2 separate regions of the Mus musculus genome follow, and region 1 is linked to region 2. The links are chromatin loops, found by intact Hi-C in ENCODE. Cell type or tissue: heart. All regions are shown on one strand. Region 1 overlaps Gm38845 (a long non-coding RNA gene). Region 2 overlaps Cyp26b1 (cytochrome P450, family 26, subfamily b, polypeptide 1).

Evidence for each region. Peaks named below come from ENCODE experiments on the same cell type or tissue, not always from the same donor. Only the 100,000 strongest peaks of a DNase experiment are listed, where the experiment ranks them.
Region 1: a loop joins it to region 2, with 8 times the contacts of the local background. A loop is called at or near these places in 5 of 42 quality-filtered maps.

What each region holds. Positions count from the first base shown.
Region 1 is chr6:84,502,482-84,510,481 of GRCm38, reverse strand. The region is part of intron 1 of Gm38845 (a long non-coding RNA gene); the gene reads left to right. Among named protein-coding and RNA genes, the nearest start is that of Gm38845, 16 kb to the left of the region's middle. In heart, a CTCF peak has its summit at 3,619 (motif pointing left); no DNase peak of the experiment used is centred here; H3K27me3 peaks cover 249 bases.
Region 2 is chr6:84,585,738-84,593,737 of GRCm38, reverse strand. Cyp26b1 (cytochrome P450, family 26, subfamily b, polypeptide 1) reads left to right here. Exons shown (of 7, transcript NM_001177713.1): 2 at 5,545-5,936. The coding sequence starts at 5,733. Among named protein-coding and RNA genes, the nearest start is that of Cyp26b1, 4.2 kb to the left of the region's middle. In heart, a CTCF peak has its summit at 5,994; DNase peaks (open chromatin) are centred at 3,277, 4,607, 5,717, 6,097 and 2 weaker places; H3K4me3 peaks cover 4,767 bases; H3K27ac peaks cover 813 bases; H3K27me3 peaks cover 5,694 bases.

The DNA.
Region 1 (8,000 bases), 83 kb after region 2:
TTGACTCCATGGCCTCCTTGAATGGGTGGCTTCATATTGATCTTATTCTTATCATCTAGGTGGCTAAGAATGAGGCTGGCCACCTGGGTTTGAAGGACAAGAGCCGTGCCTCATTTTCCTTGCCTGCAAGGCAGAAAGTAACATCATTAGATTAAAAGAAACATTTTGGGCTGGGGCTGTATCTCTCCAGGTAGTGTGTCTGCCTAGACTTCTTCAAGTGCCGGGTGTGAGCCCAACACCAAAGAAACCAGGTATGGCTGTACACACCTGTAGTCCCAACACTCAGGAGGAACAGAAGGTCAAGGCCACTGTCCACATAGCAAGTTCAAGAATAGCCTGGGATACATGAAACTTTGTCTCTAAAAGTAGGAAGAAAAAAAGAAAAGCAAGCAAGGAAGGAAGGAGATGGGAGAGAACCGGATATGAATTATGTCTTGCATGTGCTTAAGGCTCAGTATGATCTGACCACTAACTGACTCTTCATGGCTGTCCCATAGGTATGGGCCTGGCAGCAGTGTGGTGGGGTACCCCATCTTCTGAGGCCCAGTACCTGCAGTCCTGGAGATCCTGACCCATAGGTCCTCTGGAGGAGGTACAGAGGAACCTCTGCTTCCCTCCCAGGCCTGGGGTGGCCGGGCCCATGGATGACTTCAGCTAGGAAGAATGAGGGGTGAGGAGTCTACAGGGCTGGGCACAGGCTTCTGCCCACCCCTGGAGCCTTCCAGCCCCACCTTGTACCAGATCCCTAGCAGGTGACCCAGAGGTAGCCAGACTTCAGGGGTCACTCCAAGGACTACCCCAATGACTCACTACAGACTCTTAATCTAGGCCCAGGGCATGGAACCTCCCAGCTTGTCCTTCATGTCACCCACTGCTTAAAGGCCAAGCATCAGATGAACCAATAATCCTGACCTCTAGCAGAGACTTCAAACCAGCCTTTAAATGAAATATGACCCTGACCTTTGACTAACCTCTGACCTTGGATATGGATTGACTGGCTCAGACAGAGTCACAGTGGCTGGGCAGGGCCTTAGCTCCAGATGGATTCACATCACAGAGGTAGCTGGTGCTTGGGAGGTGCTCAGGGGGGTTCTGGACTGTGTGCCTTATTGTATATGTCCATGCTCCAGGAGGGGTCTGCCTGTCCTGCTTGCTGGTCATGGTCTGAGACATATAGCAGTGAGATATGCTGGTCCTCTCCTTCAGGTTCTGCTGGTCAATGATACCCATGGTGGAGCCTCCCTTCTCCTGCTCCTCTGACCGCAGCTCTCAGTTTCGAAGGACCTTTAACCCTTGCCATTAGTTGAGGGGCTCTTCTGGAGCAGTCATGGACTGATTTAGAGTGTCTTTCTTTTATTATAAGACAAGGCCTCACTGTGTAACCTTGGCTGGCCTTAAACTCAATCCACTGTGTAGAACTGACTGGCCTTAAGCTCACAGAAATCCATCTTCCTCTACTTCATGGGTTCTGGGGTTAAAGGCATGTGTCACCATGTCCAGCATAGGCCAGGCATTTAAAAAAAAAACATTTTATGTCCATCAGGACTGTACATCTGTTCAATCAGGGTTCCTGCTAGTCACTGGCATGGAGTCTCTGGAGAGTGTTCAGTCACAACCTGGATGCTGGAGTTTAGCACACTTGGATCCAAGCCCTAGCTTCGCTGTTGACTAGGAGCCAACTTGTCTTAACCTCTCAGAAGTTTGACTTCCCCGCAGTGAAATGGGATCTGTGGCATGACTTACCTCACAGAACTGTGAGGGTAAGTGGGATAAACTACAGGGAGGGCTATGGGTAGTCTGTGCTTTTTCTTATTGGGCTTTCTCCATGCGGTGTGACTCACTGGGGCTGAGGTCTTCTGCCTCCTGAGCAGGTCTTTCTCAATGGGAAGAGTTTATCAGGGCTCTGCTGCCCATCACTGTCCCCCATAGCTTCTCTGGCTTCTGCCCATAGCTCAGAATCATCAGGAATCCTCACCTCTCATCCTTCCTGCACTGCCTGACCCAGCCCTCTCTTGTTGAGGAAGCTTCCAGCTTTGGCATCTTCCCAGACCTGGCTTTCTGGGGCTAGGCCACAAAGTCATTGTTGATGCTTCACTGTGATGGCCTCCGTGTGATCCCTAGTTGCTGGTGCTCCTAAGACAATGAGGATCCGGGCAGGCCTGCCTTTCCTATGGGGACCTGGGGCATGGGTGTGTTCGCGCGCGCGCGTGTGTGTGTGTGTGTGTGTGTGTGTGTGTGTGTGTGTGTGTGTGTGTTCCCTGGTACAGAGTCACATGCTAGGGACCTCTCAACAGCACTCATGACCCAAGCAGGCTCCCAGACAGCCCTCAGAAGGGCTTGGCTTCCTTTCCTCTTTTCAATGAATTAAATCAATTAAGTCATTTGGAGTTACTCCTGCTGCCACTTGAGGCTTTCTCCTTAGTGAGTCCTGACTCATTATTAGGCCAACAGGGCAGGTGCCAAAGTCAGCCATGACATCCTGAGCCCTAGCACTTCCTGTGGGCAGCCTGGGGGTCCTGCCCATGGCATTACATAGGGCAGGAGAAGGTCAAATGTAGGCTGGAGCTAGGTCCATGCTGGCCTCGGGTAGAGACTGTGAGAACTGGGGTGTGGCCAATCGTGGGATCCCTGTGGGCACCTATGGTTCCCATCAGCACCCCTTATGTTGCATGGTGAGCTGCCTGCCATGTGGTTCTTTTTGGAGGCAGATAGAGTAGCATCAGCTGGTGGGACACAGAGATGCTTATGTACTCTGTAGCTTTTGCTCTCATTGGAGGGAACCCCTGGCTGCAGAGCGAAGAACAGCTGCCACTTCAGAGCCAAACACATGAAACAGGTCCCAGCTGTCACAACCTCTGGTGAGGGGCGTGGGAACTTGGCTCACCCCTAAGCTCTCTGTGGAGGGGCACACGCTGTCTAGGGGTGCTGGCTCCATCATTACTTCTCTCCAGCAATGAGACCCTAGGCAGATTCTCTCCACCCTCTGGGCTTCTCTTTATCTGGGTATTCAATGGTGAAGGCCTGAGCTTGGCTCTCCCGAAGAGAAGTTTTAATACATTTACTTTATTACGTGTGTGTGTGTGTGTGTGTGTGTGTGTGTGTGTGTGTGTGCGCGTGCGCATGCACGTGAAGCCTGAGGATAACTTTTGGGAGTCAGTTCTCTTTTCTCCATTGCCTCCCAGAGATTGAACTCAGTTTGTCAGGCTTGGGTAGCAATCACTGTTACCCGCTGAGCCATCCCGCCGGCTCAAGGATAGATTTAATACTTTATCTGATTCAGGTTCATTTGCGAATTCTTTTTGCTAGCTTGAGCGTGGCGCACAAACTGGGAAGGTTTGTCCAGACTCTAGGCCTGGAAAGATGGCTGACTCCCAGCAGATGGATCCACATATGACACAAATGGTTGGACCTGTTTCTACCCAGAAGCCCTGTGATCTCTGGCTTCCCTCACACACCTCTGTATCAAAGATACCTTGTGCCCCTTTGAGGGAAAAGCCTGATTCTCAGACAGGGAGCACCTTCTCATGCCCTGGCAGGAGGACCTGGAGCAGCTTCCCAGGGACATCTTCTGAAAATGAGTTCTACCGAGCCTGACCAGGTCATCTGCCTCCTGGTGGCTGTTCAGGTGATGTCACAGTAACAGTGTTTACTGAGTGTAGGCTTGCCATACCTCATTACAGCTCAGCAAACCAGTTAGTCTCATTAGCTAACTTTGCAAATGAAGGAGACTGAGGCAGAAAGAAACACCACACAGTTAGGGAATGGCAGGCTAACAAGGTTACAATTACTAAGATCATCATTATAATCCTTCCTGTCTTCTTCACTCTCTTCCTTCTTTCCTTCCACGTCTTTCTTCTTCCTCCTCTCTTTCCTTCCTTTCTTCTCTTCCTTCCTTACTTCATTTCTTCTTCCTCCCTCTCTTCCTCTTTCTTCCTCCTTTTTCCCTCCCTTTCTTCTTCCTCTCCTTCCCTTCCTTCCTTCTTCCTTTCTGTTTCTTCTTCCTCCCTCAACCATCTTTCTTCTAGCTCCCTTTATCCTTCTTTCCTCCCTCCTTCCCTCCCTCCCTCCCTTCCTCCTTCCCTTCCTTCCTTCCTTCCTTCCTTCCTTCCTTCCTTCCTTCCCTTTTCTCCTCTCCCTCCCTTGATCCTTCTTTGCCCTCTTCTTCCTTCCTTCTTCTTTTCTTTACCTACCAGCTAGGTGCATTCCTTGGATCAGATGTCAAGGATGCATGTGGAGTGGCCATTATGGACCCCAAACCCTTCCCATACTGAGCTCTTATTTCAAAGGAGACAGACTTTAAACAGTAAACACCATAGACAGATAAAGCCTGGGGAAAACATAAAGAAGACAATATGGACTGGGGACACTGTGTGTGTGTGTGTGTGTGTGTGTGTGTGTGTGTGTGTGTGTGTGTGTGTGTGTGTGTTGAGTAGCCAGGCAAGCCTTGTTTCAGTCTGTATTCATTAATTTGATCTCATTGGGATCATGCTATGTGAAAGAGACCCTTTAAGGGAGGATTTATTCTATCTCACTGTGTCAGAGGGGTTCAGTCCATTGTGGTGGAGAAAGCATGGGATGTGTGGTGGAGGCTGTTCACATCACAGTAGATCTGGGTCTATGGACCACTTTCAAAGTGATCTACTGCTGCCAGCTAGGCCTCGCTTCCTAAAGGTCCCACAGCCTCTTCAAATAGTTCCATCAAGTAGGGAGCAAGCGTGAGAAACATGAGCTTGCAGGCATATTTCAGAGTCCATTCATAGCCCAGACTTGAAGCAGAGGGAAGAAAGGCGTACATGTCCAGGAGGAAGACCTACACAGGTTCTGGAAGAGGAGTGAGATGGAGGGGAGAGAGCAGGGAGTATGGGTGGGGCATGACTCCTGAGAAGTGGGGGAAGTGGGGAACACATTGGCCCTGAAGGCACCTGCAAGGCCTTTGCATGTTTCTCAGATCAAGTTGGTTTTATCCTAAGAAAAGGAGACTGGCTGTATTTCTGCATATGACTTACTCAGTGAACTTGATCTGACTTGTGCTTATGAAAAGCCCTCTGACTACAGTTGGGAGACCGGCAAGAGGTAAGAGTGTGGCAGAGATTCACAGGGACATTCCCTATGAGGTCCAGAAGACCAGAAGACACCCATCCGAGAGATGCTGGATTCTGGGTCTGTTTTATAGGTAGAACCATAGAGATGAGGGGAAAAACAAGCTAGCATATAGCTTGAGCACCTGGAAGGATGAAGCTGCCATATGATGAGGTCTAGGATGGAGAAGGTTCTTTAAGAACATTTGGGGCTTGATCAGATGTCAGCTCAGAGTCAATGGTGTTCCCAATGCTGGGCCAACAGCTGGGGGAGGGGGGGAAGGTTCGGTGACAGGGTCTCACTGGCAATAGAGAAGGATGGAGAGTTTAGTGGGCAATGACATAGTGAGGTGTGGCTAGGCTCCCACCCCTACTGTTCCACAGGGTCTCCTGTGGCTGTCCCATGTCCTGTATTCATCACTTTCCCAGAATGACAGGAAGAGACCCTAACCATCTTCTGCAGAGAGAATGGAGACCCAAAGTACTGCCTGGCCTCCCTGCAGGACCATATGACAAGACAGCTCTGGGAAGGCGTCTGGACAGGCCTGGAATGTGGGAGTGTGCTTACAAGGGGGCCCCACTGGCTGGCCAGGGGCACATTTCAGCAGAATTGCCCTCTCCCAGAGAAATCACTGGGGAGGGATGGCTCATACTCTTCTGGCTGGGAGAGGCCTGGGATCTGGGGTGGGGGCCCCACACTCAGTTCTGTCTCCCTGATTCATCCCAGCTCTCCTGGAGGTCTGAGTCACTTTCTTTCCAGGTGAGGGCTGCCAACCAAGGCAAATCCTTTGGGCTCCTGGGATGCATGGGGAGCGGGGGCTGGGAGGCAAGGAGCAGTAAGGAAAACTGCTGATTGGGCTTGGTCTACACAGAAGCAAGGAGGGCAGTGGTATACACCTATGTCAAAACCCTGTCTTAGTATGGAATGTACTCTCTGTCTCTGTCCATGGGCCAGTAATTCCCAGGGGCGTCTCTATCATGAGTCAGTATTTTGTAGTTTTCTTTCTTTTCAAATAGTCTTATTTTTCAGATGGATAAATTGAGGCTCAAGGAAGGGGAAAGCCTGATTTAAGCATACTCACCTAGGAAGCAGGGGAACTGGGTACAGGTTCTGGTCTTCACCAAGGGCTTGTCCTGGCAGCCCTCAGGCTGTTTTCTAACATTGCTCTAGATAGGAAAACCATGGCTTTGGGGAATGTCCTGATTGGCCTTGAACTGCGACAGGTGAAGGACACATGAGGGTTAGGCTGGCGAGTGAGTCCAGCAGGGTCCGGGAGCACAGTCCTGAGAGATCTTGGGTGGTCTAGGAGTTAGCAATCAGAAGAATATCAAAGAAGCATGTTGGGTAGAGGAAGTTCCAGGCAGGAAAAAATCCCCAGAGGAATGGAATGAACCTATTCTCAGAGGCCAAGGACATAGGGTGGGGAGACCTCTGGGTTGCACAAGCTTTGAATTCCTATGGAGTGTTGTGGGCCACTCCAGTGAGAGGCCTAGGGTTGCTGCCTCTTCCCCAGGAAGCCTTCCTTGACTAACTCCTCTGGTTCCTCAACCCCGGCAGGCCTTCCTCCCTGAGTCTGTATTTGAGAAGGAAGGTTCCAGACTTCCTGGGTCATGGCTGCTGTCTTAGAAAGCAGGGAATGGGTTGCTTCCAGGGTATCTGCGCCATTGATGGAGACATTAAAATGTTAGGAAGGCCAGAGATGCTTCCAAGAGGTATCAGTGGTTAGAAAGAGAGCCATCCCCACAGACAGGTGGACCCTGTGTTATTTGATACAAGTGGGCATCTGCTCTCCAAAGAGCACCAGGGTGTGTGCTATAGAACTGTAGACAAAATGATTCTTTTATGGACTTGGGTGCATCCTCTTGAAGGAGTATGGCTTCACCCATCACCAAGAATGCCAGGACTAAGAGCTTTGTAAGTAGAGGCTCAGAGAAGAGGAGGGAGATCTAGAACCTGTAGGAAGGTTCAGAGCAGAGGCTCATGGAGTCACTTCACCCCTGGCCCCCATGTCCACTCAGACAGTTCACAACCAGTGTCCCTACATGAAGGCTAATGTGACCTGCCAGTGAGATTTCCCATGGCTTCTAGGCTTCCTTATCCACAGAGCGAGGGCAGCTCCCCTTTGCAGGAAGAATGAAATTTTAAGAAATGCCAGCCTGGGACCTGCCAGTGTTTAGACTGTCCAGGAAGCAAATGTGATGCTGTCTCCAAGTCCATTCTCAGCGCTAACCATGATGTGGAGAAGATGCAGGTTAGTTATGGCCTCCTGCTGTGGACAGCACCTGGTGTGGGGGTGGGTGGGGGAACAGAAAAAATGTGGTATCAACCCACTCTACTTGTGTATTTCTGCAGCACACACACACACACACACACACACACACAGAGAGAGAGAGAGAGAGAGAGAGAGAGAGAGAGAGAGAGAGAGAGAGAGAGAATTCTCTATGTAGTGAGGCATACTCTGACTCCATGCCCCTTATTCCTGAGTCCTGGGATTATAGATGTTCACCCCCACACCTGGCTTGTTTCTTACAGAGTCTCACTATATGTCTCAGGCTGGCCTCAAACTTAAAGCAATCCTCCTGTCTCAGTCTCTCGAGTTCTGGGATTTTAGGCATGTACCGCTATGCTTAGCTATGCAGTATAAAGTCTTGACGTGGACTCTTAGAAACAGGTGCACTGTAGAAAAACAAAAGGTAGGAGCTTGGGAAACAAGGTGGTTGAGTGGCCACAAACCAGAACAAAATGATTAAAAATGTATTATGTCAGCAGTGATGTGCCCAAGTTTAGAAAAAAGAGAGACCATGAATTATAGATGGGTTCAAGTACATGAACACATGCTACAATCGTGGACGTATCTGGTTCCTTATTCTAAACATGAAAAAGCATGCTGTCCTGTTAACTGAAAACCTGTGTCTCTCCAT
Region 2 (8,000 bases):
AAGTCTGGGCTTGGGGCTTTGATGGCGGAGGATGGGAAGAGTCACTTCTATAAAATAATTCCTCCTGGGCAAAGTGTTTGGAGCCAAGGCCTCCCCAGGTGAGGAGTGTGATGGGACTTGGCTGCCTCCCAGGGAAAAGAGAAAGTTCTTTCCCAGAGGGCTGTAGATGGGTGGGTGAGGGGCCCCTTCTAGCCGGGCCTGTCTGTGAAGTTGGGAGTGAGGAGTCAGACTCCTGCCAGACTGATCCTTTTGCACATGGACTGTTATTGAAAAAAAAAATCAAGAATATTGCTGAAGATACATGGGTGTGGGTAGGAGGTAGGGGCAAGTCTCCGCAAGGGACAGAGAAAAGGACGGCCTGAAGGAGAAAACGGCAGAAATTGAATATACCCTTGGATTTGGTAGCAGTGACCAGAAAGAAGGTACCTCCAAAGAGGCTGGGGCTGGTGAGGTTCAGGCAAGTGGCATTTGTGAGGGGCTTCTTGAATTCTCTGTACAGCCAGACAGCCCGCTGGGGAGTGGGTCATTTAGTTCTGTGAGCTCTAGAGAGGCAATTCTTAACACTGGAGGTGATTTTCACAGCAGCTTGGACAGCAGGAGTCCAGCCCCTCTCTCAAGAGCGAGGGCACACTTATGCGGTGTCCTCTAACCTGTCCTTGAGTTTCTGGGCACCAGAGGGCTACCACTGGCCTTGTGGCGCCCGTTCTGGAGAACCCAGAGAGGCAGGGTGATGGGCAAAGGCAGGGAGAGGAACGCTCTGACAAAAGCCGAAATCTAGGGTGGGGGCCCTTCTTATCTGCAGGACTTTACAGTTCCCACCCAAGCTCTGCAAAAGGGTCTGAGCAGAACCTGCTGACCCAGGGCTTTTCCAGACAAGGGACTCAGGATATGGGGGGGGGGGGGGCAGGGGGAGGACCTCAGAATAGAACAAAGGCAGTCTGGGACCCTATGAGGTTAGCTTTCCAAAGATTCCTTGGAGCTAGTGGGGCTACAGAACTCTGGGAATTACCTCTTTTATTCTTTCAGCTATACTGTCCCCAGACAGCTGAGGGACACTAGACGAGCCTAGTTGGTCTTTAAGTGCCCAGGCATGCTTCCCACCCACCACTGCCTGGCCTTTCGGTCCCCACTTTACTCTTGCTCACATTTTTATTCTGGCTAGAGAAATGAAAAGCTTTGGGGTGAAGAAATTGAAGCATTAACTGGGAAAAAATCAGGGCCTAAACTATGCAAATTGAGTACAAAATGGAGGGTTTCCTCCATTTAACAGAAAAGTGCCCCAACTCAGGGGATATACTCCTGTTGGTAGGAAAGGAAACAGAGCGAAACTGTGAGCAGTGTCCTCATCAAACAAATATACAAATCCCTCTACAAAATAGTGTTACTTTGCAGTGCTGTGCGCAGTGTGTGGAAAGGATGATCAGGAATGCGCACAGAGAAGGGTGTGGAAGGGGAGCTGTCCTCTCTACTCTGTGTGTAGGAAGCTGGGGACACAGAGCCATCCTGGCAGCTCTGTGTCCTGAGAAGTAGGCCTTGAGACAGACAGATCTGTGCTTGTGCAGGTATTTCTAGAGCCCCAGAGGAATTTGCCTTGCTGCCTGTCTTCAGCCTCGAACAGTGCCTGAGGCCTACCCTTCATATTTTCTCAGGCTCAGCTACCAAGCCTTACAAATGTCACCCAGGCAGAGCCTCCCTTGACACAATGTCCCCTGACTGAGGTCCCAGTCTGCTCCAGCTGATTTCAATGTGCCTGGAGTGCTCTGGGGACACTCCCTGAACCTGGGCTTTGGTGCACCTTGGGCAGGAGTTGGAGCCCTAGATGTATCTGGGCTGTGGAAAGGGTTTTGTGAGTTGCTGAGATTAGCAGTATTGGCCTGGATGGGGAGGGATGCTGATCCGGGGACATGGCAGATCATTTCAAGTCCTAGCTGACAGAAGCATTCTGACCTAGAGCCCTAGCCTACTCCAGGAGACTTATGGGTTAAATCCTAGCTTAACGACAGCTTGTAAGGGAAATGTGTTCTGTGGCCAGAGCTGGACCTGGAAATGCCTGTTTGCACAGAGCCTCAGCCTGGGGTCAGAGTCAGTATGTCTCAGTGACCAGGATTAAGGGTTAATCTGGTCAACAATTTGTTTTCTGGCATGGGCTGTGGACCAGGCCTGTGTCTGGCACCATCAGAAGTCCACCCCGGGCACTAACAGATTGTCCCTCCTGTGTATGTGGCTCTTGGCCTCCCTTTGTGCTGGTAGCGTCTTTGCAACTTCTTGTCAGATGCAGCTTTCCAATCCACCTGCAGCACCTCCAAGAAGCCTTGTGTATTTCTGCAGCATACATTCCTTCCTCTCTCCTCCTCCTCAGCACGCAGGGGACTTGAAGAGAAACACGTCCCATCAGGACACACTGCAGCTGTTACAGTGAGGCTGTGTGTCCCCCAGGACATTCGCCAGAGCAGCACTTGGCAGCTCAGCAGTAAGGACTTAGGACCCCTTCCTTTCCATCCCAACTCCCACTCCACACTTGAGTGGGAAGAAAGTCCAGGCAGGGGGAGCAAAATAGGCTCCAAAGCCAAAGTGTGTGTGTGTGTGTGTGTGTGTGTAAGACAGTACAAGGAAGTGTGGACTTTTGACCCCAGAGTGGGCAGGTCCTCTGGATTCAGTTTGGCTGCTTAGAAAGAAGCATTTCCTGGCTGTGGACAAGGATCTCCTGTGTATGGCCTTGTAGATTTCAATACCTATTTCCATGCAGCCTCATAGTAGACCTTCATGTGGCTGTGTTCATGTCCCTTTGCCCACAGCGAGATGGCCCCAGTATTGGTCTTCCCCTAAGGATATTTTGCCTGGAAATACTGGTAAACTGGTCATATTCATAGGGTACTTCAAGACATCAAGGTCCCCAAAACTTCCCAAGCCACACTCTGCCATCCTCCTAGGGAGACTGGACTAGCACTGGCCTCGCTGATCTTGCTTGCTAAGAGGTCCTGTAAAGTAAAATTCACCTAAGCAAACACTCCCCAGCTCTCTATTTCTGGGGTCACAGTGGTTCTGATGTGACTTCGTGTCCCGGTTCCGACTGTCCTGTGGAGATGGGGCAGCCTTAGGATTCTTAAACTGAACCCCTGGGAATATCTTCAGGCTGTCTCTTTGGAGCTTGTCCCCAGTTAGGAAAAGATATTTAAGGAGGGGGAAGCTGAGACAATATGCCCTGCGGCTGTAGTACTAAAACTAACCACCAGGTGGGGTTCCAAGGCAGAGAGTGAGCGTGGAGCTGACCCAGCGCTTGCAGCCAGAGCCGGGCTGAAAGAGCTCTGCTGGCCGAGTCAACTTCAGTTGCCGCGCTCTCTGGGCGAGAGACCGCGCGCGCGTAGACGCGCATCTTAGACGCTCTCGCACATTTTCTGATAGTGAGCTCTAAAGCAGATCCTATACCGGATGCAGGGGACTATTAGCAGAGTAGGATGATTAGTTTACACGCTCAGCACCCTAAACTGCAGGTGGCATGTCTAGGATGATTTCTTTTTATTATTACTAGTATTTGCTCCGGGAGTGTGGGAGTGGAACAAGAAGACTAGACGTCTGGGGAAAACCAGAGGCAACGGACAGGGAGAGCTACGCGCTACTCATGCAAATACTGGGGCCGCTGTGTGCAGCTCCGTCCCGGGCTCTCAGGAGAGGCCATATAACAGGCAGATCCATGGATGCGCAGACACATACGGTTATGGATAGACTCTCAAACTCAAGTTCTCTCCACCAGCGTCTGGTGAGAGCACATGCAGGTGCCACAATCACACCCCACATAGGATGGGGCTCTGGACTCTCCGTGGCTAGCTCTGAGAAGGTGGTCGCGCTCAGTGGCATGTTTACTTATTCACACATATCTGAGAACATGTGTACAGGACTCCCGCGGCCTCTGGGTACAGGACCACTGCACATGTGTCTCAGGTGCTGGACACTTTCCAGGACCAGCACTAGTGACTTGTTAACGTGTGTGTGTGTGTGTGTGTGTGTGTGTGTTGTGGTCCTCAGGAGTGTTAGAGCATTGGTAGCCCGGGACTCACACAGGCACAGAAGACCCTCCAGGCATTGGATGGTAAGAAACATGTGGATCTAGACTACTGAGGTTTGTAGATGCAGATATTAGGAATGCGGACCCTGGCTATAGGCAATCAGGAGGGAATAACATGTATCTTTTGAGTTTGCCGGGTCCCACGGAATTCCGCGAGATGGAGTCTGGGTAGAGAGACTTCTGGCAACTCCCAATCGAGGGGGACAGTCGGATAAGGAACTTCCACGCAGAACAGCCAAAAGCTGGGAACCAGGGAGGGGATCCAGGAGGGAGAAAAAGCAGGAGTAAAGTAGCTTTATAGTCAAACTAGCATCAAGAGGGTGCGCACCGTGTGCGCTCCTGTGTATGTGTGTGTGTGTGTGTGTGTGTGCGCGCGCGCGCGCATTAGTGTGTGCATGCGCGCTCGGGCATGTGTCTCATCTCATCCGTTTGAAGGTGCTGGACTCGGCGAGACCCGGGCGAGAAGGAAGAGAAGGCGCGAGGTGAACTGAGTTTGATCCTGAGGCGCCTACAAGTGGGTCCCCGGCGGGCGGCGGGCGGGGCGGCTGGGCGGGAGGCCGGCGGGAGCTCACACGCTCGGCAGCCGGCCGGCCTCTCACCACGCCTCCCGCTTTGTGAGCGCGCCCAGGGGGGGTGCTGGACGCGCGCCCACGGCGCTGCTCCCGCCTCTATATAAACACACGCATCGCCTTGCCTTGGATCAAATCAGATTGAGAGACGCTTTTCAAACCACCAGCCCTGAAGTCCTGCCTCCTGCTTTCCCCTTCTTTCATCCCTTTTTGCCTTTCTTTCTTTCTTTCCTTTTTTCCCCCCCTCATCTCTTCTCTTTTCCCTAACAGCAACTCCAGAGCCGAGAGACTGCGTCCCGGGACAGACTGCCTTTTCTTAATTGATAGATAGCCGGGCTCGGGTTTTCCCACCTCCTCCCCCAACCCCACCCCGCCTTACCCCTCCCTCCCGCCGCCGCCGCCCCAGAGCCCGCCCGGGGCTCTGTCGCCGGCTGCGTCCCTTCCCCGCTGCGGCTCGCCGACTCCGCACTCGCGCTCGGGCCAACGCGCCCGCCTGCCCGCCTCCGAGTGCCGCGGCCGCTCCAGCTTCTACACTCGCCTCATCTGGGGAGTCTTCTCCCAAGCCCCCAAAGTTTCTGGGTTCGTTGGAATTTTTGAATTCCGGTTTTTTTTCCTTCTTTTTATGTACCTAGGAATCTTGGAGGAATAGTTTTGATAAATTGATCGCACTTTCCGCTAGCTCTCGGTTCCCCTTCTTTTTGCCCCCCTAGCTTTAAGCAGGAAAGGGGCTTCCGAGAGATTCCTGGTGGATAAAGTTTTCCAAAGTTTTTCGTGTGTGATGGTTGCTGGGAGAACAAGCTCACCAGCTTAACTCAGCTCCATCTCACCTCCCCAGAGCCCGCCTAAAGGGACAAACAAACAAACAAACAAAGTTACACCTCGAGTCGCCTCGTGTCTTCTCTCTTCTTCCAGGCAATCTTTTTCCTCTCTCTCTTCGATCACCTCGCAGCCTCCAGCCCCTTCCCCTCGGCCCCATCTCCTGGGTTTCTCCGAGGGGTGCCAGGACCCCCTGCCGCAGCCTCCCCTCCCCCGTCACTCTGGTCCGGCCCTCCCCTCCCCCATCGCGGACCGCACAGCCAATCCCCCAAGCGGCTGCCAACATGCTGTTTGAAGGCTTGGAGTTGGTGTCGGCGCTGGCCACCCTCGCCGCGTGCCTGGTGTCCGTGACGCTGCTGCTGGCGGTGTCGCAGCAGCTGTGGCAGCTGCGCTGGGCTGCCACCCGCGACAAGAGCTGCAAGCTGCCCATCCCCAAGGGCTCCATGGGATTCCCGCTCATCGGAGAGACTGGTCACTGGTTGCTACAGGTAAGCGCTCTCTCGAGGAGTCCGCTAGCCGCGGGTGTCCGGCCAGGGGGCGCCGAGAGCTCGGACACTCGGAAGCACCGGTCCCCGCCCCGCCCCTTCCTTGCCTCAGCCGGCGCCGCCTGGGTTTCCCCAGCTCGCCTGCAGCGCGGCTCAGAGACCTCCGGCGCCCTGTGAGCTAGTTAACGAGGCCGGGTGAGCTAGTAAGAGGGATATTGACCAGGGTAGGTAGCAGAGAGGGCTCCCGAGTGTGATGCTCCGGGCTGCAGGCGTCCAAGCAGGGGTGTGCGGAGAGCGCTGGGGAGCGAGTCTGGAGGGCTTCGCTTAGTTTTCACCTCTGTCTCTGAGCCCCAGTAGACTTTAGTGTCCTAGGCGCGGGAGAGGTAGAAGAGGAGAGGGCCTGTGGCAGCTTGAGTGGCCCACTTTAAGACCTGGGCAGCATTCTGCAGTACATTGGGCTCAGGCTCAGGTACAACTGGGCTAGTACAAGGTGCTACTCACCTCTCTCTCCCCCTCCTCTGGTGTGTGTGTGTGTGTGTGTGTGTGTGTGTATGTATGTATGTATGCACGCATCTGTATCTCTGTGTTGTGGTGGCAGAGAAAAGAAAACCTTAGAGAAATTCAAGGCAGAGAGTTGAGGGCTCTCAGCTTTCGGGGGGAGAAAGGGTCTGTTTGCTTATTGGGTGGGGACAGTTTAGCAGAGGATAGCTAGGAGAAGTATGCAAAAGACCCAGAGTGTGCCCATGCAACTGGACGCTTCACAACTCCACTCTGGTGACAATTGGGGCCAGGCGCGTTGAGGACCAAACCCAGGTAGGTAGCAGGCAGATTAACCTGGATTTAACCTCGTCTAACGCTAGACAATCGCTTATTGCAATTTGATACACCCCAGGTTGTTTGAGGGGGGTGTACCTCTAGGGTAACTGAGGGAGGTGTGTTTATCAGGCGGGTGCTCATGGATTTTAGAGGCAGCCTGGATATCCTGACACACACAACCCCGACCCCCGAAAGGAGAAATGAAAGGTGAGCGCGCGCGTGTGCGCGCAGACCAATGGGTTTAGACGTGTGAAAGCTTGGCTTGAAATTAATAGACGCGTGCAGTCCGTGCGCGTGAACACACACACACACACACACACACACACACACATCACCGCGCCCCGTCGGGGGGCCGAGTGACAGGAGAGAAGCCGGATGGAGGGGCTTGAGAGGTTCCCCTGGATCTTTCCATGCCTCACAATTGGACCATCTTTTTGGGGGGTTGCTTGCCTAATCGGGTGGGGTTCCCTTCAACCAATCGGATGTTTCTTTAGAGACAAGATCTCTTTCGCCTGCTTTTTCTCTTTCTTTTTTCTTTCTTTTCTTTCTTTCTCTTTTCTCATTTCTTTTTGTCTTCACATTTAAAGAGTTAACTTTGGCAGTGGTCCAAGCTTTAGCCGAGAATTTAGAAAATAAAATAGCTCAAGTGGCAGCATTTCCCGCCTGTTTAAGGCAAATCCTCCGAACCCTGAACCCTCGTTCTCATCCTGTTTCCTGACCTGCCCCTCCCCCGTGTCCCTTGCCATTTTTCTCAATCTCACACAAGGCCCCTTGCGGGTGTGGTGCAGCCAGCACAAAAGTTGGAGAGGCGCTTTTCGCCTGGGCATCCGCGTCCCTGGGGGTCAAATCCCTCGGGAGGACAGACAGCGGGTGCTGAAGGGGTTAAAAGCGAACCCTCCGAATCCGGTGTTTTCTTCGGAGTAATTTATCAGATTTTACGGGAGACCTCCAAGGGCTCTCGGTTTCCACTAAGCACCATCTAAACAGAGCCCAGGGCTAAAAATACATTTTTGTATAAATTGGACTCGCGGCCCGAACGGCCGCCCCTATGAAAGTCCTCTTTGTGAAGGCCGTGGAAACGGCGGACAAATAACTCTTTATTAAAGCCACAAAAAACGCACTTTAATTATAGTTAGGCAGATCAGAGGCGGGGGTGGGGGCAAGGCGGCGGCGACCTCGGAAAATTCACAACCCAACTTTTGTGTCGAAAGAAAAGAAAAACAGAGGGAAAGACGGGAGAGGAGAGACCGA